Linked DNA regions of Homo sapiens: region 1 is linked to region 2. The links are chromatin loops, found by intact Hi-C in ENCODE. Cell type or tissue: GM12878. All regions are shown on one strand. Links, peaks and the distances in the headings refer to the core of each region. The heading gives the core; the rest is flanking DNA. Region 1 overlaps ABCC4 (ATP binding cassette subfamily C member 4 (PEL blood group)). Region 2 overlaps LOC124903193 (a long non-coding RNA gene).

Region 1 (10,866 bases), core at 2,967-7,966, 130 kb after region 2:
CGCTGAGTTACGTGACACATGTCTTAAATTAAAGACACTCATATTTATTTCCCAGGGACAGATAAACTTTGAGCAATCTGGGAAAGCATCAAGATAACTGACTAAATTCTATCAGTTGTTTAGCCTTGAGAAGTGTGAATTACATGTTCACATGCATGTAATTCAGCTTCCAGAGCAATTCTTTGACCCCAGTGAAGCACAGTTGACCCTTGAACAACAAGGGTTTGAACTGCAAGAGTCCACTTATGTGCAGATTTTCTTTTTTTTTCTTTTTCTTTCTTTTTTTTTTTGAGATGAAGTCTCACTCTGTTGCCCAGGCAGGAGTGCAATGGCATGATCTTGGCTCACTGCAACCTCTGCCTCCTGGGTTCAAGCGATTGTCCTGTCTCAGCCTCCTGAGTAGCTGGGATGTGCACCGCCATGTCCGGCTAATTTTTCTGTATTTTTATAGAGACAGGGTTTCACCATTGTTGGCCAGGCTGGTCTTGAACTCCTGACCCCAAGTGATCCACCCGCCTCGGCCTCCCAAAGTGCTGGGATTACAGGCGTGTGCTGCGCCCGGCCTACGTGCAGATTTTCTTCAGCCTCTTCCACCTCTGAGACAGCAAGGCCAATCCCTCATCTTCCTCTTCCTCTTCAGCCTATTCAATGTGAAGATGATGAGGATGAAAACCTTTGATGATCCACTTCCATGTGTATCTTCTCCTCAATGATTTTCCACAATGATTGTCTTAATGGCGGTTTCCTTTCTCTAGCTTACTTTATTGTGAGAATGTAGTATATAATACATAGAGCATACAAAATATGTGTTCATCAACTTTATGTTACTGGTAAGGCTTCCAGCCAACAGTAGGCTATTACTAGTTAAGGTTTTGGGGAGTCAAAAATTAATATGTGGTTTTTTGGTTGCACAGGGGGTTGGCACCCCAATCCCTGCATTGTTCAAGGATCAATTGTATATTATTCTCTGTGCTTCTTGGTGCGCAAACTTAAATGAGTAGCTTCAGATGCTCGCTTTGTTAAGGAGTCTTATTCCTTAGTCTGGCAAGTGCTTATTTGAGCTTGGAAGCAAGAGAGAACTATGTCATCTCTTATGAGAGATGAAGTTTAATCGTTTGGAAGAAAGCGCTTGATTTGAACAGGCACTAATTAATGTCCAGATTTTTTTTTTGATTTTTCTTTTTTCTTTTTTTTTGAGACAGGGTCTCACTCTGTCACCCAGGCTGGAGGGCAATGAGACGATCACGTCTCACTGCAGCCTTGACTTCCCAGGCTCAGGTGATTCTCCCACCTCAGTCTCCTGAGTAGCTGGGACTACAGGTGCCTGCCACCACACCTGGCCAGTTTTTTGTATGTTTTTGTCGAGACAGGGTTTTGCCATGTTGTCCAGGCTGGTGTCAAACTACTGGGCTCAAGCAATCTTCCTGCCTCAGACTCCCAAGGTGTTGGGATTACAGGCGTGAGCCACAGTCCCCGGCCAATGGCCTGATTTTCAGAGGATAGTCAACATCATACACTGATGGGCTCAGAAGGATCTTGGCAACAATGAGCCCTGCATCTAGCAGGTGGCCACACGGGCCTTGCTGACTATATAGTATGGCATCTCTGGCTAGTCGTCAGATCCTTCACTTGCTAGTTGCAATGAACAATGCTTTCATCTCCTTATGAGTCAGCCGCATAACTTGGGCTGCAGAAATAATTAATATCCTACTCACTTAGCCGGGCATGATGGCATGCACCTCCAGTCTCAGCTATGCGAGAGGGTTGCTTGAGCCCAGGAGTTTCAATGAGCTATGATTATGCCGCTGCACCCCAGCCTGAGTGACAAAGTGAGAACCTGTCTCTTAAAAAAAAATCTTACTCACATTTCTTCATTTTATTCTGTTACTAAATTGTGTACAAATATGCCAAGTGCATCTTTTTTTAAGGAAGAAGACTAAGATGGCTAATCATGCACAATGGCTGTAGATGCTTGGTACTGGTTGTCGTGTGGGAAAGTGCTGGGAAGATGGGATTATAAAGTGAGGGCCCTGTGAAGAAGTGAAAGGCATGGATTAGCTGGTGGGAGAACAGGGAGACAAGAAGGCTGTGGATGAACCAGAGAAGGCTTTGAAGCTCCGTAGTAGGAAATCTCTGAGGTGCCTATGGCATGGAAGGACCCATGTTGAACCCAGAGTGCAGGTGTGGAGGGGGGTTGGGGGACCCGGAAGAGAGGTGGACAGGGTCCACATTGCCTGTTGCTTAGGTTGACATAGAAACAACAGGTAGTAGAGTGAAGCGGGAAGGGATGAGAAAATGGGCTTTGAGCGTGTTTTAGGAAGGGAGGAACGTTAGAGGAAAAATAACAGAAGATCACAGCTTTACAGGTGCCACCTGAGTTTAATTTACTTGGTCATGGGCCGAGATAAGCTGGGTTGGGACCATGTTGAGAACACCTGTGGTGTGGGTGCTCTACCCTCACGCGAGATCCATTCCAGCGATGCCTGTGTCTGGTGATCGTTGAACTTTAGTGTCTGGTGATCGTTGAACTTTAGGGCATGGAGAATGGCTATTTTGGACTACAGAGAATGGGAGGAGATTGAAGAAATCAGGTGTGTCGGGCTCCCCTTGGAGCCAGGCCATGGGAAACTTTGTAAGGACAGAGGCCCTGGTGAACTTTGGAAGGATTTTGTTTTCTTTTAGGCATTCAGGTTTTGGGGTCTGAGCAGAATTGCTGGAGTGTTACACGAGAAGTGTGCTGGCGGTGGGCTACACCATTCCTTCCTCCCCAGCACTCAGTCACTTACCTACGAGAAAATGCACATTTGCACTGGTGTGTGTCCTTGCACCCTCTTTCTGAAACCCATTTGCAGAATCCAGGCCTTTAGGAAACTTTTGCTATTGCAGACTTACTTATATCTGTAAATTATTTAATATTTATATTTGTAACTGAGAAGTTGATATCATGGACTCGTAATGGATTTTGGAGTTTAAATATGTTAAAATAGGTAATTTTTACAGGATGTGTTCATTCACGTGACAAATCTGGGTGACTTCTATGTGCCCAGCATGTTGTAGGTGTGGGTGGCTTAGCAGCAAACAACACAGAAAAACCCCATCCTTGTGGAGCCTAGATGCCTCCAGGGGAAAACATGATTTCAAAAAAGTGAAATATAATAGCCCTTCTAATGTTGACAGGTGCTGAGTAGAAAATTTAAGCTTGGGCAGGGGCAGAGGGTGAGCCTTATAGGGTCAATGTGACTGTTTCTGGATATACTTTGCATGTTGAAGTAATAGGACTTGGATGGCTTAGATGTGTCCTATCAAAGAGTGACAAAGAAGGGATGGGCTGCAGAGTCACCTGAAGGTTTTCTTTTCTTTGGAAAATCTGGGCAAGGGGAAAGATGTGACGGCTGATAACTGAGAGGGAGAAGCCTGGGAGGAGCAGGATTTTTTTGTGGGATGAAAAGGTGTTCTGTTTGGACATTATTTAGTTTGATATGCTTATCAGACACCCAAGAGGAGGAGGTGTTGAATCAGCAGTTGGTTATGAGTCAGGGGTATTGTATGTGCCCTTAGGCACTAGCAATGTTTTTTGTGTTTTTTTTTAAGCAAAATTATGACCATCATTTCAGAAAACTATTTTATATATATAAAGAGGTTGAAAGCTTATTAAGACTAGATTTAGAAAAAACATATAATACTCTGAGAAATTCTGTGTGTAGTGTCAGGTAGAAAGTAAAGTGTTACCAGTTCTGTTTATAAAACCCCCTTTAGGCCAGGCGCAGTGGCTCATGCCTATAATCCCAACACTTTGGGAGGCCAAGGTGGGGGGATTACTTGAGGCCAGGAGTTTGAGACCAGCCTGGGCAATATAATGAGACTCTATCTTTACAAAAATATACTTAAAAAAATAGCCGGGCATGGTAGCACGTGCCTTGTTATCCCAGCTACTTGGGAGGTTGAGGTGAGAGGACCGCTTGGGCCTGGGAGGTTGAGGCTGTAGTGAGGTATGATTGCGCCACTGCACTCCAGCCTGGGTAAGAGAGTGAGACCCTGTCTCAAAAAAAAGAGAAAAATCCACTTTATACAAAAATTTGCATGAGAGTATTGCCCACATTTGAAGGAACACTTAACCTTCCATGTATTATGTTTATATGGAGACTTGTCTCTGAAGATGGATTTTGGAGTTTATATTAAATTTGTTTTTGTTTCTGTGTTGTTTTTTTTTTGATGGGGTCTCGCTCTGTCGCCCAGGCTGGAGTGCAGTGTGCAGTCTCGGCTCACTGCAACCTCTGCCTCCTGGGTTTAAGCGATTCTCCTACCTCAGCCTCCCGAGTAGCTGGGATTACGGGTGTCCTCCACCACGCCCGGCTAATTTTTGTATTTTTAGTAGAGGCGGGGTTTCATCATGCTGGCCAGGCTGGTCTCGAACTCCTGACCTCAAGTAATCCACCTGTCTCGGCCTCCCAAAGTGCTGGGATTACAGGCATGAGCCATCATGCCAGGCCAAATTTGGGGATTTTTGGAGGATGTGCTCATTCATGTGACAAATCTAGGTGCCTTCTATGTGCCCAGCATGTTGTTGGCTTAGCAGCAAACAACACAGAAAAACCCAGATGCTCTGGGGGGAAAACATGATTTTTAAAAAAAGTGAAATGCAATAGCCTTTCAAATGGCGACAGATGCTACAGAGAAAATTTAAGCGTAGGTAAAGGCAGAGGGTGAGCCCCATGGGAGGGTCAGTGTGCAAAATGGAAACTCAGCATCATTTCTTCAATGGAGCTGTTTTGGAGAAAGCCCGGGGCAGTCATGGTTGGCCGTGCACTAACCTTTCTATCGTGGAGGCGTGGGGAGGGGAGAGGCATTCTCAGGTGTTTTCCTTAGAAACACAGGAAGGTGAGGAAGAACAGTGGAAACTGAATGAGGAATAAAAGGCATTCAGATTTAAAGATACCAAGATTAGAAGTTCAGAGTCTAGGGTGGTCACCAGACAGCAGATACTGTTTAAAATAAGTGTTGAATTCCTGGCACCAGAATTCTAGTCCTTTACTATTTTGTGGCTTCCAAATAGAGAAAGTTCATGGAAGGAAACATAAAGGTCATCTAGTTAAAGTCCTGTGTATCTATTTCACTCTCTTTATAGATGTACAGTAGTCCCCCCAGTCCGAGGAGGCAGGGGAACTACCCTCATTGAAGACCCTCACCTCAGTGGCTGCCTAAAGCCGTGGATAGTGCTGAACCCTACTGATTTTTTTTCCTACTTACACATATCTTTGTTGGTTTGTTTGTTTTGTTTTTGAGACAGTCTCGCTCTGTCACCTAGGCTGGAGTGCAAAGGTGCGATCTCAGCTCACTGCAACTTCTGCCTCCCAGTTTCAAGCAATTCTCCTGCCTCAGCCTCCCAAATAGCTGGGATCACAGGTGCCTGCCACCACGCCTGGGTAATTTTTGTATTTTAGTAGAGATGGGTTTTCACCATGCTGGCCAGTCTGGTTTTGAACTGCTGACCTCAGGCAATCCACCTGCCTCGGCCTCCCAAAGTGCTAGGATTACAGGTGTGAGCCACCACACCTGGCCCTACTTACACATATCTATGGTAAAGTTTAATATTATAAATTGAGCACAGTAAGAGATTAACAATGATAATAAAATAGAATAATTACAACAATATACTCTTCACCATTTCGTTGATAGAAGGTTCACTCTTAAACCAGATCTCAGCAACCTCAGCATACAATTTTTTTTTCCTTTTCTTATTGGCTTGAGAACCTTAACCTTTTCACATAAAGGAAGGCCTTTGTGGCTTCTCCTTGGCATATCCAAATGGCTAGCATCCTTGTACTTGCTCTTTGGGGGCCATTATTAAGTAAAATAAGGGTGACTTGAACACCAGTATTGTGATGCCATGACAATAGATCTGAGCGCCCAGGGTGGCTACTAAATGACTAAAGGTGGGTGACGTCTGTAGCATGGAAATGCTGGACAGAGGGAGGATTCCCATCCTGGGTGGGTTTGTGGGAGATTTCATCATGCTACTCAGAATAGTATGCAATTTAAGCCATAGGAATTATTTCTGGAATTTCCCATTTAATCTTTTCAGTCAACTGTGGGTAACTCAACCTGTGGAAAGCGAAACTGTGGATATGGGGGGATGACTGTATAGCATCGAGAGACACAAGTGAACTCCTTCAGTAGCCTGCCACAGGGGATTTCATTCAACCTGCCCTTAGCCTTCCTTGTTCTCTAAACTCTCAGCTTAGCTCACAGCTTTGCTGTCTGCAGGTCTGAGCACAAACCTGCCTTCTCGCTTACCTCCTGGATCCCGTGATTCCAGGCCTAAGTTCAGGAGGTATACAGCAGAGAGGACCTTCCCTCCCTAGTCTCTTCTTTTAGTATTGTTTATTTCTAATAAAGTTGGGGGAAACTTTTCTTCTTTGATAGACTATAATTTTAGGGTTATGCAAATGCATAATCCATTGAAAAAGGTTTTATTAGGCTTGGCTTCTGAAGAATATAAAATTTTGAACTTGTCCATTAAAGAGAGAACAATCTTGATTCAATGAGTATCAAGTAATGAAATAATTATTTTAGTTCCATCATGGCCAGTTGTTACAGAAAGGTCAGGAAAGAGGAGGAGAAGAGAAATAGAAAGGGCCTTTAAGGAGGCAGAGAGGGCTAAAAGAGAGCTGAAAGGGGACAAAAGGAGAGAGGGAAAGAGAAAGTGAGGGGATTTACCAAAGATAAGTTAGCTTTTATTTCCTCCTTTACTTGTGGCTATGGGGAACATGAAGCTCATAGAAACTGAAGACTCAGGTCAGGGTCACAGAGACAGGGAGCTGGGACCTGTGTTTTCCCTCTTATACCACATTAAGAAACCACTATTGGCCAAGCTTGGTGGCTCATGCCTGTAATCCCAGAATTTTGGGAGGCCAAAGTGGGAGGATCACTTGAGCCCAGGAGTTCGATACCAGCCTGGGCAACATAGAGAGACCTGGTCTCTATCAAAAATAAAAATATTAGCCAGGCACAGTGGCATGTGCCTGTACTCCTAGCTACTTGGGAGGTAGAGGTGGGAGGATTGCTTGAATTCAGAAGTTTGAGACTGCTGAGCTCTGATCGGATCTGAGTGAGCTCTGATCGCTCCACTGTACTCCATCCAGCCTGGGCAACAGAGTGAGACTCCATCTCAAAAAAAAAAAAAAAAAAAAAAAAAGAAACCAGTATTCAGAACTTCTCAAATCCTTGGGGGAAAAAACAACAAAAACTAAATGCCACCACCACCAACAATAAATAACAAAACTCTCTACTAACCCTTGTCTAAGACTCCTGCTTGCTGGAAATGATGCTGGGGGTTGTGATCCTGGGGTGGAGAATGTCTCTGTATTGCTGAAGCTGATGGCTTCCTGTGTTGGGCATTGAGCACGACTATGCTATATTGAGTTTGTATTGAATTTTACCCTAGATCATTGCTCAAGGTACTCTACCCATCTGTCTTATTCAATAATACAATCATTCATTCTTTCCATAACTGTTTATTGAGTATCTATCACATACCAGGCATAATGGGGATTCCAAATAATATGGCAGTAGTCATTGCCCTGAAAGCATTGTACTCCTAGTAGGACAGTTAGGAGGGAAGCGATGCTGCTGTACTAAGTATTGTGGGAGATAAGGGGGAGAAGAGACTAAGTCTGAGGAGAGAAGGGCTACTGGGGCAGAACTGGGTGGAGGAATGGCTCATTTGGCAGTGGTCTGGAATTGTTGACTAGACCCCCTCAGGGACACATTGGTATTAAGGAGCCAACTGACTTAGATTTCCATGTATAAAGTCCTTACATAGATGGTCAAAGATAATTTAGTCTCTTGTCAAAGTTGACTTTTGTCATCAGGCAAAAGCCTTTAGCTCTTGCTGGTACCCACATCTTTTCAGCCCAGCTTTTTGAGATCTGGGCAATGAGAGAGAGTAGGAGGGTCCTTGTTAAGTCCTTACTGATTTGTGTCATCCTCTAATAGAAGCTTTGGGTCTCTTCTGATTGCAGATACTTTAACTCAACAGTGGCATCCCTCCTTGTTAATATTTCTAAATGTTATGCAGTTAACTGTTCAGCCTGTGGAACAGAGTTACCATTCTCACTTTCCTTAATTTTTTAACTTCCTGGAGCCAGTTTTATTCCCTGATTAAAAAAACCTCTTTAGTCCAAAAAGACACCAGTGAATTTTACTTAGAAGTCCTTGCTGAAATATACTGTATGAGGTTCTGCTGGAAGGGAGGTCTCGGGCATGCAGAGGTCATCTCAGGCATGTCTGGGAAACCCACCTAAGTTGAAGCTGGACTGGTTAGGTTACAGTCTTCTGGACACATTTTGGAGGAGGTGAGGAGAAAGAGGTGAGTTGATGAGTTCTTCTTGCCATTGGGTTAATTAGAATTGCTAGTTTGGATCAGCAGGAGGTTTCCGGAATCCTGAACATAACTTGGATACCCCTGCAGTGTGTGCTCCAATCTTACGGGGCATTGAAAGCCCACCATTTCACTGCAGGCAGAAGCCACCAGGCAGTGGGTTCCCCATGGGAAGGGCTTCCTAGATTAGACAATCCCCATGTTAAAATAAAACATGCCTATTAAAGGTGACACATGGCCAGATAAGACAGCCAAGATGAAAGAAGTTTGTGTAATTGAGTAATTGCATCTATCAAAGTTATTAGAGGTTTCCTTATAGGGCACAAATATGTTTCTTCTTCTTTTTTTTTTTTTTAGACAAAGCCTTGCTGTTCTGCTCAGGCTGGTGTGCAGTGGCGATCACAGCTCACTGCAGCCTTGACCTCCTGAGCTCAGTCCATCCTCCCACCTCAGCCTCTGGAATAGCTGGGATCACAGGCTTACACCAGTACATCTGGCTAAATTTTAATTATTATTTATATTTTTTATTGTTTTGAGATAGTCTCACTCTGTTGCCCAGACTGGAGTGCAGTGGCATCGATCTCAGCTCACTGCAACCTCTGCCTCCCAGGCTCAAGTGATTCTTGTGCCGCAGCTTCCCGAGTAGCTGGGATTACAGGCATGTGTCATCACACCTCGCTAATTTTTATATTTTCTTACTAGAGATGGGGTTTTGCCGGGCTGGTCTCGAGCTTCTGGCCTCAAGTGATCCGCCTACCTCAGCCACCTAAAGTGCTGGGGTTACAGGCATGAGCCACTGCCCAGCCTTTTTCTTTATAAGTTTTTAGTAGAAGTGGGCATCTCACTATGTTGTGTAGGCTGGTCTCAAACTCCTGGGCTCAAGCCATTCTCCCTCCTCAGCCTCCCAAAGCTCTGGAGTTACAGGTGTGAGCCACTATGCCTGGTGCATGTTAATTATTATCATTTAATGATTAATGATGTTAATTATTATCATTTAATGATTAATAATGTTAATATCATTTAAGTGATTCCTAATGGATGACCATTTTGATTTTTCTTTTTTTTTAGTAAAAAGAATCTCAAAATATTTGAATAAGTTCTTTCTGTCCTCTGCAAGATTACTATTTTGTCCTTTCGTAACTAATAAATAATTTGTACCTAGATAATTTTGGATTATGTAAATGTCCCATCAAACCTTCACTGACTGGTTTTAGCTCCCATTGAAAATGTTTTCTAACCTCATCATTCTTTATCTGAGAGTTTTTCCTTCTTACCCCATTTATGTCTCAGTAAGGATTCGTGGATTCTTTTGTTATTCAGTGGGTTAGAATTCATTGCTGTCATGATTTATTTGGATGCTTCCATTATCACAGACTTGTCTAGTGGGACCCCGTCAAGCTGGGTCCTCTGTTCTTTGGGCCCATCCTCTTGATTCCTTGAATGTTTCCTTATCGTATGGTATCTCATGGGCCATCTTTTTCTGCCCCAGCCTTTGAATCAGCTATTTCTTCAGGAAGCTCTGGTTCCTTTTAGATAATAATGGTTTTGGAAACCAAGATCTGGGCACCAGCATGCTCTCAGCTACTGGTGTGTCATTGCTTCTGGGGCCTGTCTGTGGATAGAGCTAGGGACTGTGTGTGTGTGTGTGTGTGTGCACATGTTAACTTTTCTCTCTCTAGCTCTATATATTCATATCTGTCTGTCTATATATAGCTGTATGTATTTTAAAGGTAAGTTTAAGCAAAACCCATGGAGGTAGGAGTCTACTTAAACACGGATGTGTAATTCTGGATATATGTCTCTTTTCTCTTGTTAACAGGTGGCTCAATCCCTTGTTTAAAATTGGCCATAAACGGAGATTAGAGGAAGATGATATGTATTCAGTGCTGCCAGAAGACCGCTCACAGCACCTTGGAGAGGAGTTGCAAGGGTAAGTCGGAGGCAGTAAAGTGGGCATTAAGGAAGCGTGGGTGTCTGTGTGTGGGGAGTGGGTTTTGCCTTCCTGGGTCCTGTCTGGAGCCTCCGTTTACCCTTAAGGTGAATATGTGTCACCTTCCTCAGGCTGCCCCTAGGCTCAGCCTACCATGGTGGCCTGGGGGAAACTCCTGTTGCCTGTGCCTCCGTAGAGGTCAGGGGAGCCAGCACCAAAGGCCCGAGATGCCTGAGGTCTGTCCCTCTAGGTGGAAGTGTTGTGGTTGGAGGAGGTTGTCTGGCTTATCTGTGCTACTGATGGGGCTTCAATCCAGTAAAGCTTGGCAGTAACTTGTTTCCCCAGACTTCCCCTCAAGGCCTGTTTTTCTGATGCTCCAGATTCTGTACCACACATAACCTTCAGGAGCCCTGGGAGCAATTAGTAGCATTTATGAAATCGTCACAAAATGCCCTGTCTTAAATGCATACCTGTCACTCTGCCATCTCCCCTGTTTTATATTGTGGCAGGGTTCACTCTTATTTACGAAGCTTTTTCCTCATTGTAGGTTCTGGGA
Region 2 (10,866 bases), core at 3,402-8,401:
CTTGATGACATTATGTTAAGTGAAATAAGCCAGTCACAAAAGGACAAATACTGGATGATTCTACTCACATGAGGTACCTAAGAGTAATCAAATTCATAGAGACAAAAAAATTATATATATATATATAATTGACATGAAGTGTCACTCTTGTTGCCCAGGCTGGAGTGCAATCATGCGATCTTGGCTCACTGCAACCTCTGCCTCCTGGTTCAAGTGATTCTCCTGCCTCAGCCTGCCAAGTAGCTGGGATTACAGGTGCCTACCATAATGCCCGGCTAATTTTTTGTATTTTTAGTAGAGATGGGGTTTTACCATTTTGGCCAGGCTGGTCTCGAACTTCTGGCCTCAAGTGATCCACCCACCTCAGCCTCCCAAAGTGCTGGGATTAAAGGTGTGAGCCACCATGCCTGACCAATAAAATACATTTTTAAAAAGGAAGAAAAATAAGAACTTGATGCAAGGATCACATGGGAACGTGCCAAAGACATTGCTAGTAGCTGCAGCAAAATGCCTCCCACACCGAGAATGGAGAAAAGAGACTCCTACAAACCTCACCAAGGGCTGTTCCTGACTTTGGGGAATGTATCCTACTCACCCATTTATGACCACCTTTTTCCTACAGAGATGTAAGCACCTGATGAGTTCTTCCTGCCCACTGCACAGACAGATCAACCCACTGAGACTGAGGCATTGCAGTAAAGAGTTTAATTGACATGAAGCCAGCACACATGTGAGAACTGGAGTTATTACTCAAATCTGTCTCTCCTCCCTCCCAGCGCCTACCAAAGGTTCAGGTGTTAGAGGTTCTTTTTTTTTTTTTTTTGAGATGGAGTCTCCCTCTGTCGCCCAGGCTGGAGTATAGTGGTACAATCTTGGCTCACTGCAAACTCTGCCTCCCGAGTTCAAGCAATTCTCCTGTCTCAGCCTCTCGAGTAGCTGAGATCACAGGCATGTGCCACCACACCCAGCTGATTTTTGTATTTTTAGTAGAGACGGGTTTTGCCATGTTGACCAGGCTGGTCTCAAACTCCTGACCATAAGTGATCCACCTGTCTTGGCCTCCCAAAGTGCTGGGATTACAGGCATGAGCCACCTCACCCAGCCTAGAGGTTCTTATAGACAATTTAGTGGGCAGAGGGCTAGGGAATGGGCACTGATGATTGGTTGGGGATGAAATCATAGGGGTGTAGGAAAGGGTCCTCATGTGCCAAGTCTACCTCTGGATGGGGCCAGTCACAAAAGGACAAATACTGGATGATTCTACTCACATGCTGAGTCATGACTCACAAGTCTGGGTGGGGTCAGTCTGAAAAACATCTCACAAAAACCCAATCTTAGGTTCTGCAATAATGAAGTTATTTATAGGAGAAATTGAGAAGGTCACCAATCTTGACCCTCTGGCCACATGCCCCTGGAACAGCAAAGGATTATAAAAAGTCCTCCTATCGTGTGACCTCTGGCCATGACCTGAGCAGTAAGGGCTTACAGAAACCACACTTATTTTAGGACCTCTTGTTAGTCTTACAAAGGTGGTTTCAGCCCTGAAAACAGGGAGAGGATTCATTTTAGAGTGGACTGTCATCATCCTTGTTTCAAAGTTAAACTATAAACTAAATTCCTCCCAAAGTTGGCTTAGCCTACACCCAGGAATGCCCAAAGACAGCCTGAAGGTCAGAAGCAAGATGGAGTCAACCATGTCAGATTTGCTCACTGTCATAATTTTGCAAGGGTGGTTTCAGAGATACAGCAAATTCCTCATTGCCTTCCCCAGAAGATCGAGGCTGAGGCCAGCAGAAGATCACCATGCCTCTGCAACCAGCCTCCTGATGTTTGAGTGGACTTATGCCTAAGAGTGGGAGACAATGATGGAGAGAGTTTGAATGAGAGCTCCCAAGCCTCCTAGCAGATCCTCCCCTGTCCACTTCTGCCATCATCTCCGCCCTTCTCTTCCCATCTGCCCTTGTATCCTGCCCGTGGGCTTCAAATGGATTCAGGACTTCTCCAGAGTTCTACCACAGACTCAAAATCATTCTGAAGTGAACTTATACGTGGTTTAAAAGTATGTTTCTTGATATTTGAGCAGCTTTACCCATAAGAGCAAGTGAAGGAGGGGAGGGGACAGAAATGGGATGAGGGTCAGAGGTATTGATTTGTTACTTCTCTCTGCTTTTAAATTGGGGTATGGGGCATGGAACATGATGCAAAAACAATCATCATAGCGTTTTTGCCAGAACCAGGCCCCCTAAAATTGTGACAGGTAGGAAAAGTTGCCATGACCACCCCTCCCAATGCTCTAGGCCTCCCTTAAAATTAGTTTTAATTGTTTGGTTTTAAATGTTGGATAGATGCCAGGCACGGTGACTCACACCTGTAATCCCAGCACTTTGGGAGACCGAGGAGGGTGGTTCAACTGAGGTCAGGAGTTCAAGACCAGCCTGACCAACATGGAGAAAACCCTGTCTGTACTAGAAATACAAAATTAGCCAGCGTGGTGGTGCACATCTGTAATCCCAGCTACTGAGGAGGCTGAGGCAGGAGAATCGCTTGAACCTGGGAGGTGGGGGTTGCGGTGAGCCGAGATTGCGCCATTGCGCTCCAGCCTGGACAACAAGAGCGAAACGCCATCTCAAAAAAAAAAAAAAAAAAAAAATTATGTCTTGGGCTGCTTTTGGTTAGAAGGGAAATTCCAGTGAGGACTCTGTTGCCCTCACTATCTGCCCAAATAATTTCTTTCTACCTCCGGCATAATTATGTTTATCATGATTTATTGTCATTTTAAATCTTATTTGACCTGGGAGCCCCTGCTTTTCTTCACTTCTGGAACATGCTCAATTTCTCTTCAAAAATTACCATTTTAGGTTGGGTGCGATGGCTCACATCTGTAATCCCAGCATTTTGGGAGTCCGAGGCGGGCAGATCACCTGAGGTCATGAGTTTGAGACCAGCCTGGCCAACATGGCAAAACCTTGTCACTAATAAAAATACAAAAATTAGCCAGGCATGGTAGCAGGTGCCTGTAATCCCAGCTACTTGAGAGGCTGAGACAGGAGAATTGCTTGAGCCTGGGAGGCAGAGGTTACAGTGAGCCAAGACCGTGCCACTGCACTCCAGCCTGGACAACAGAGTGAGATTCCATATCAATAATAATAATAATAAAATAAAAGTAAAAAATACATTGTAATATATAATGAAATAATTATACAACTTAACATTATGTAGAATCAGTGGGACCCCTGAGCTTGTTTTCTTGCAACTAGACAGTCCTATCTGGGGGTGATGGGAGACAGGGACAGATCATCAGGCATTAGATTCTCATAAGGAGGGGGCAACCCAGATCCCTCACAAGCACAGTTTGCAATAGGGTTCGTGCTCCTATGAGAATTTAATGCCCTGCTGATCTGATAGGAGGCGGAGCTCAGGCAGTAATGAGAGTGATAGGGAGCAGCTGTAAATACAGATGAAGGTTCGCTTGCTAGCTCACCACCCACCTCCTGCTGTGCAGCCCAGTTCCTAACTGGCCAGTGGCCCAGGGGCTGGGATGCCTGGTGTACAGAACTCCAGCCCCAACATGCTAGAGAGGGTAACAGAGAGAGAAAGGGTGGGTTTAGGGCTAAGAGATACTAGATTACTAATTTTCCCTTCTCCTTTGACTATGCCATACCCTTCTACTCATATTTGAATCCCAATTTGCATCCTATAATAGTTTTGTGCTTTTTAAAAAGTTGTAGTAAATTATACAGCACATAAAATTTGCCATTGTAACCATTTATTCTTTTTAGCGATGAGGTCTCGCTATGTTGCCCGGGCTGGTCTGGATCCTCCTACCTCAGCCTCCAGAGTAGCTGGAATTATAGGTGCACATCACCACGCCCAGCTCATCTTAACCATTCTTAAATGTTCATGTTAGTGGCATTAAGTACATTCACATTGTTATACAACCATCACCACCATCCATCTCCAGAACTTTTTTATTTTCCCCAACTGAAACTCTGTACCCATTAAACAATAACTCAGTCTGTCTCTAGTTTATGTTAATTATTTTCTAGTTCAGTCATCATCCCACTGGAATATTCTTTTGTTTTTTGTTTTGTTTTGTTTTGTTTTTAAGACAGAGTCTCACTCTGTCACCCAGGCTAGAGTACGGTGGCACAATCTTGGCCCACTGTAGCCTCTGCCTCCCGGGCTCAGCCAATCCTCCCACCTCATCCTCCCTGAGTAGCTGAGACTACAGGCATGTGACACCACGCCTGACTAATTTTTGTGTTTTTAGTAGAGATGGGGTTTCACCATATTGGCCAAGCTGGTTTCAAACTCTTGGACTCAAGTGATGCGGGCTCCTTGGCCTCCCAAAGTGCTGAGATTACAGGCATGACCCACAACGCCCAGCCTGGAATATTCTTTTACCTAAAGAATAGATTATAAACTTAAACTCCATCAATAATTCTTATATAAATAATAAGTGTATAACAAGCAAAGTAGAAAATATGCATAGCTGCTACAGTCCTCATTTTTGTAACTGAGCATAAGGCTTTAGTTGATATTTATAATTTTTTCAACTACCAATTTTGTCTTCTCTTTGACCACAGCAAGGAACACAGCTAGCTGGGATTCTTTACCTTATGGTGTGACATAAACCTTCATTCTTGATGAATCAGAATCCTAGTCACTCAGGCTTCATTGAGTTGATGCAATAATTCTTTTAACTGTTACTACTGGACTTGGAGGTATTAAGAATCATTCAGAGGGCAGGCACGGTGGCTCATGCCTGTAATCCCAGTACTTTGGGAGGCTGAGGCAGGTGGATCACCTGAGGTCAGGAGTTTGAGACCAGCCTGACCAAGACGGTGAAACCCTGTCTCTACTAAAAATACAAAAATTATCTGGGCATGGTGGCGCACACTTATAATCCCAGCTACTCAGGAGTCTAAAGCAGGAGAATCACTTGAACCTGGGAGATGGAGGTTGCAGTGAGCCAAGATTGCTCAATTTTTTTTTGAGACTCTGTCTCAAAAAAAAAATCATTCAGAGAGGTTTTTGGACTTAGTCTTCCCTGCTCCACTATGTAGTAACAACTCTACGTCTTCTTGTAATTGGAATTAATTACTCCAGTCAGTAATTTGCCTCTTTCTTTGCATATTGGTTCAGTGACATAAAGAGTCCCAAATAGTTGGTTCACTTGGAACCAATAATGTGTCCCTTGGTGGAAGCATTCTTCTCTTGGAAATAAAGAATGACCCGTAAGGCCAGGCACAGTGGCCTTCACCTGTAATCCTAACACTTTGGGAGGTCAAGGCAGGAGGATTGCTTGAGTCCAGGAGTTTGAGACTAACGTAAGCAACATGGCGAGACCTTGTCTCTACAAAAAATTAAAAAATTAGCTGGGTATGATGATGTGTGCCTGTAGAGTCCCAGCTACTTGGGAGGCTGAGGTGGGAGGATCATCTGAGCCCAGAAATTTGAGTCTGTAGTGAGCCAAGATTGTGCCACTGCACTCCAGCCTGGGAGATAAAGTGAGACCTTGTCTCAAAAAAAGAAAAAAAAAGATGTAAAAAAACACAAAAATATTCAGGAGCAGGAAGCAAAACTTAGGACTACTAAATTTAACAGTGAGAGGAGCTATTCCAACTTGTACCACTTGATTCCTGGACCTGTATTCTGACTATGAGAGAAATATTATTTTGATTGCTGGTTCAAAGCACATGCCCCATCACATAGAACAGACTCCAACTAACGGGGTGTTTTCACCCTGGAAAAGGAGCCTAGTCTTCTCAGAAATGGGAGAGAAGCGTGATTCCACTTGCAATGGGTATTCAGGGCCTTTGGTGTTTCTCAAGATTTTTATATTCTTCCAAATCCACACAAATATCCCCAATTCTCAGCCAGCTGCAGTGGCTCACACTTGTAATCTCAACACTTTGAGAGGCGGAGGTGGGAGAATCGCTTAAGCCTAGGAGTTCTAGAGACCAGCTTGGGTAACACAGGGAGACTGTCTCTACAAAAAAAAAAAAAAAAGGAAAAAATGTTAAAAAAAAAAAATTGGCCAGGCGCTGTGGCTCACGTCTGTAATCCCAGCACTTTGGGAGGCCGAGGCGGGTGGATCATTTGAGGTCAGGAGTTTGAGACCAGCCTGACCAAGCTGGTAAAGTCTACTAAAAATACAAAAATTAGCTGGGCGTGGTGGCCCTCGCCTGTAATCCCAGTTACTTGGAAGGTTGAGACAAGAGAATCACTTGAACCAGGGAGACGGAGGTTGCAGTGAGCTGAGATCTCGCCACTGCACTCCAGCCTGAAAGAGCGAGACTCTGTCTCAAAAAAAAAAAAATTTCTCAAGGTCTCAGTTCTCAATTTATGCCCCAGTTTCCACATGAGAAAAAAGGGAGAAGCTGGCAGGAACCAGCAGGTGGCACCAAAGGAAACCTCTGGCTGCCCTCGCTGCTCATTAGCGTTAAGACACTCCCATCAGCCCATGACAGCTTACAAATGCCAGGGCAAGGACCCAAAAGTTACCGCCCTTTTCCTAGAAAGTTCTAAACAACGCTCTCCTCAATTTGCATTAACCCACTCCTTAATTTGCATATAGTCGAAAGTGGGCATAAATATAGTTCCCAACAGCCCGTACTCTGCAGAGGCTGGGGACACTGCCCATGAGTTATCCCTGCTCCACAAGGAACAAGACCATTCAATAAAAGATTGTCATCTGATACTACCGGCTTGCCCTTGAATTCTTTCCTGGAGGAAGCCAAGAACATTCCTAGGCTAAGCCCCAGTTTTGGGGGTTCCTTGTCCTGCATCAGCTTCTAAATCAGTTTATCATAATTCTGCAACCTCGGCCAGGCACAGCGGCTCACGCTTGTAATCCCAGCACTTTTGGGAGGCCGAGGAAGGTGGATCACCTGAGGTCAGGAGTTTGAGACCAGCCTAGCTAACATGCGAAACCCCATCTCTATTAAAACTACAAAAATTAGCTGGGTGTGGTGGCACGTGCCTGTAATCCCAGCTACTCAGGAAGCTGAGGCAGGAACCCAGGAGGCAGAGGTTGCAGTGAGCCCAGATTGTGCCATTACACTCCAGCCTGGGCGACAGAATGAGACTCTGTCTCAAAAATAAATAAATAAATAAAAATTTAAAAAAATTAATTCTGCAACCCAAACCACCAAAACTTGGGTCTTTATTAGTCCTATGGCTACCAGAAACCAGAGTTTGTTTGTTTGTTTGTTTTTGAGGTGGAATCTCGCACTGTCACCCAGGCTGGAGTGCAATGGCACCATCTCGGCTCACTGCAACCTCCGCCTCCCAGGTTCAAGCGACTCTCCTGCCTCAGCCTCCCGAGTAGCTGGGACTACAGGTGCCTGCCACCACACCCGGCTAATTTGTATTTTTTGTAGAGACGGGGTTTCACCATATTGGCCAGGCAGGTCTCGAACTCCTGACCTTGTCATCTGCCTGTCTCGGCTTCCCAAAATGCCAGGATTACAAGTGTGAGCCACTGCACCTGGCCGAACAAATTATTACTATTATTATTATTTTTTTTGAGATGGAGTTTCTCTCTGTTGCCCAGACTGGAGTGCAGTCATGCAATCTTAGCTCACTGCAGCCTCTGCCTCCCGGGTTCAAGAGACTCTTCTGCCTCTGCCTCCCGAGTAGCTGGGACTACAGGGGCATATCACCAAGCCTGGCTAATTTTTGTATTTTTTAGTAGAGATGGGGTTTCACCATGTTGGCCAGGGTGGTCTCGAACTCCTGACCTCAGGTGATCCACCTGCCTCGGCCTCCCAAAGTGCTGGGATTACAAGCATGAGTCACCGTGCCCGGCCGGTCATTTCTTTTTATACCATTCTGGTACCAAACACTGTATCAGTTAGTATCCAGTCCAGAAAAACCTGACGATATGTATTTCAAAAACCATTCTTCTGCACTGAATAATATTAAAATCCCAGGTTTCTTAAACACTGCAGCAGGCTGGTAGGAGAGTGTGTGTGAAGTTATTCCAAGAAGAGCAGGGCACACTGGACTTCTGGTTAATGGAATAGGTGGGTACTCCATTCTGGTTAACGGAGTAGTGTTTTGATGGAAAAACGAAAGTGGTGTGACTGTATTTGTACTTGGACTTGACACCTTCAACAACTTGCCTCCTATACTGGAGGCCCACTGAGTCAAGCTCTTTCATATAAATTACTCCTGCTCTTTTTGTCTCATCCAGCCTTTGGTGCCTGACACACATGCCTTTCAAGCATAGGAGCACTTGAAACAGGGAATTGGTTACAAAAAGGGTTAGGAGACCTATAGGAACAAATGGGGAAGGGTGGTGTCACCCTGCAGGCAGCTGCTACTGCTCCTGGGCTGGAGGAGCTTACAGGGACAGTTGTGTTATCCAGAGCCCCAAGCCTACAGCCAGGCTAGAGCTGCCCTTTATATTTACAGGGCAGGACACTTGGAGCCTGGGATTGCTCCCTGTTACTGATACCCAACAGCAACCCATGGCCCAGAACTCCTGCCAACACCTCTGCCAGAAACAGAATTGCACAACCTTCCTCCACTTTCTAATCTGGATGGATGCCTCTCATGGCATCCATCAGAATTCACCGGTCAGGTGAGTCTGAGACATATAGTTTGCATACTTTCAGCCTCAGTGGTAAAGGAAAGATTACAGCATGGCAGTTATGAGGCTGAATATCAACAATTTCTAGAATGCAAGGCAATTTAGGGCACGTCCCCATTTATTTTGTGTAGAGAAGGTGTGCAATGTGTAAATGGTTTACAATGGCAGTATATATTTTGGTTGAAAACATTGGATTTGTTAGGCCACTGTGGAGAGTTCTTGTGACAATACAGATTAGGATCTTGTAAAATGTTAATAATAAATTTTAGAAGTGTTAATAAGGCAGTCTGTAAAGCTGGCAATTTAGCCACTTTGCTGACAAATTAGCTGTTAATTTCTTTGGTGAGAAATAACCAGGCAAGTGCACAATTATGGGAGGGACTAAGTTAATGAGAAATATTACTTTCTGGAAGCACATTCACAAATTTTCTTTCCAAGAGTTGGTTAAAAAAAAAAAAAAAAAAAAGCTTGGCCGAGCACAGTGGCACACCTGTAATCCCAGCACTTTGGGAGGCCTAGGGAGAAAGATCGCTTGGGGCCAGGAGTTCAAGACCAGCCTGGCCAACATAACGAGATTCTGTCTCTACAAAAATAAAAAAAAACCTAGCTGGGCATTGTGGCTGGTGCCTGCAGTCCCTGTTATTCAGGAAGCTGAATGGGAGAGGATCACTTCACTTGAGCCCAGGAGTTAGAGGTTACAGCAAGCTGAGATCACACCACTGCACTATAGCCTGGGTGACAGAGAGAACTTGGCTCAAAAAAAAATATATTGTGCAGTTAGAGGAAACAGTATAAAAAAGAATAAAAATTCTGGGCACAGTGGCTCACACCTGTAATCCCATCACTTTGGGAGGCTGAGGCAGGTGGATTGCTTGAGTTTAGAAGTTTGAGACAAGCCTGGGCAAGATAGTAAGGCTCCGACTCTACAAAAAATACAAAAATTAGCCAGGCGTGGTGGTGCACACCTGTTGTCCCAGCTACTTGGGGGGCTGAGGCGGGAAGATTGCTAGAGTCTGGGAAGTTGAGGCTCCAGTGTGCCATTATTACACCACTGCACTCCAGCCTGAGCAACAGAGTGAGACCCTGTCTCAAAGAAAAGAACAAATAAATAAATAAAATAAAAATAAATTAATGAGATCAAAATGGAGCAAGAGTCATCTAATTTGGCAGGAAAGTCATCCTTAAACCAGGTTCCCAAAGATAATTTTATAAACGATTATGCCCTTCCTACTCTCTTCTTTTCCATTCCTGAATTACTTCATTTAGAATAATGGCTTCCAGCTCCATCCAAGATGCTACAAAAGACATATTATTCTTTTTTTATGTCTGAGTAGTATTCCATGTTGTATATATACCACATTTTCTTCATCTTTGGTCAATGGACACTTAGGTGGGTTCCATATTTTTGCAATTGTGAATTGTGCTGCAATAACATTACACATGCAGCTGTCTTTTTTATATAATGACTTCTTTTCTTTTAGGTAGATATCCAGTAGTGAGATGGCTGGATCAATCCCACGGATAGATTTACTTTTTCTTTTTTTATTTTATTCTCCTGGACTCCAAAGGCAGATAGATCTACTTTTATTTTTTAAGAAATCTGCCTTTTCTTTTCTTTTTTTTCTTGAGACAGAGTCTCTGTCTGTCTCCCAGGCTGGAGTGCAGTGGCGTGATCTTGGCTCACTGCAACCTCCACCTCCTGGGTCAAGCGATTCTCTTGTCTCAGCCTCCCAAGTAGCTCGGACTACAGGCGCATGCTCTCATGCCAGCTAATGTTTGTATTTTTAGTAGAGATGGGGTTTCACCATGCTGGCCAGGCTGGTCTCGAACTCCCGACCTCAAGTGATCCACCCAGCTCAGCCTCCCAAAATGCTGGGATTATAGGCATGAGCCATCATGCCCGACCACGTATTGTTTTCCATAGAGATTGTATTAATTGGCCGGGTGCAGTGGCTTACGTCTGTAATCCCAGCACTTTGGGAGGCCGAGGCGAGTGGATTGCCTGAGGTCGGGAGTTTGAGATCCCCCTGACCAACATGGAGAAACCCTGACTCTACTGAAAATATAAAATTAGCCGGGCGCCGGGCATGGTGGTGCATGCCTATAATCCCAGCTACTTGGGAGGCTGAGGCAGGAGAACTGCTTGAACCCGGGAAGCGGAGGTTGCGGTGAGCCGAGATCGTACCATTGCACTCTAGCCTGGGCAACAAGAGCAAAACTCTGTCTCAAAAAAAAAAAAAAAAAGAGAGAGAGATTGTATTAATTTA

Evidence for each region. Peaks named below come from ENCODE experiments on the same cell type or tissue, not always from the same donor. Only the 100,000 strongest peaks of a DNase experiment are listed, where the experiment ranks them.
Region 1: it touches region 2 in a loop (3-fold over the local background); 1 of 110 quality-filtered maps calls a loop at or near these places.

Annotation. Positions count from the first base shown.
Region 1 is chr13:95,247,087-95,257,952 of GRCh38, reverse strand. It overlaps ABCC4 (ATP binding cassette subfamily C member 4 (PEL blood group)), which reads left to right. Exons shown (of 31, transcript NM_005845.5): 2 at 10,200-10,310; 3 at 10,858-10,866. Among named protein-coding and RNA genes, the nearest start is that of SNORD13G, 42 kb to the right of the region's middle. In GM12878, for the core only: no CTCF peak of the experiment used is centred there; no DNase peak of the experiment used is centred there; H3K27ac peaks cover 3,964 bases.
Region 2 is chr13:95,376,416-95,387,281 of GRCh38, reverse strand. The region is part of intron 1 of LOC124903193 (a long non-coding RNA gene); the gene reads left to right. Among named protein-coding and RNA genes, the nearest start is that of ABCC4, 80 kb to the right of the region's middle. RefSeq lists silencers at 636-755, 6,510-6,559 and an enhancer at 6,180-6,229. In GM12878, for the core only: a CTCF peak has its summit at 6,407 (motif pointing right); a DNase peak (open chromatin) is centred at 6,441.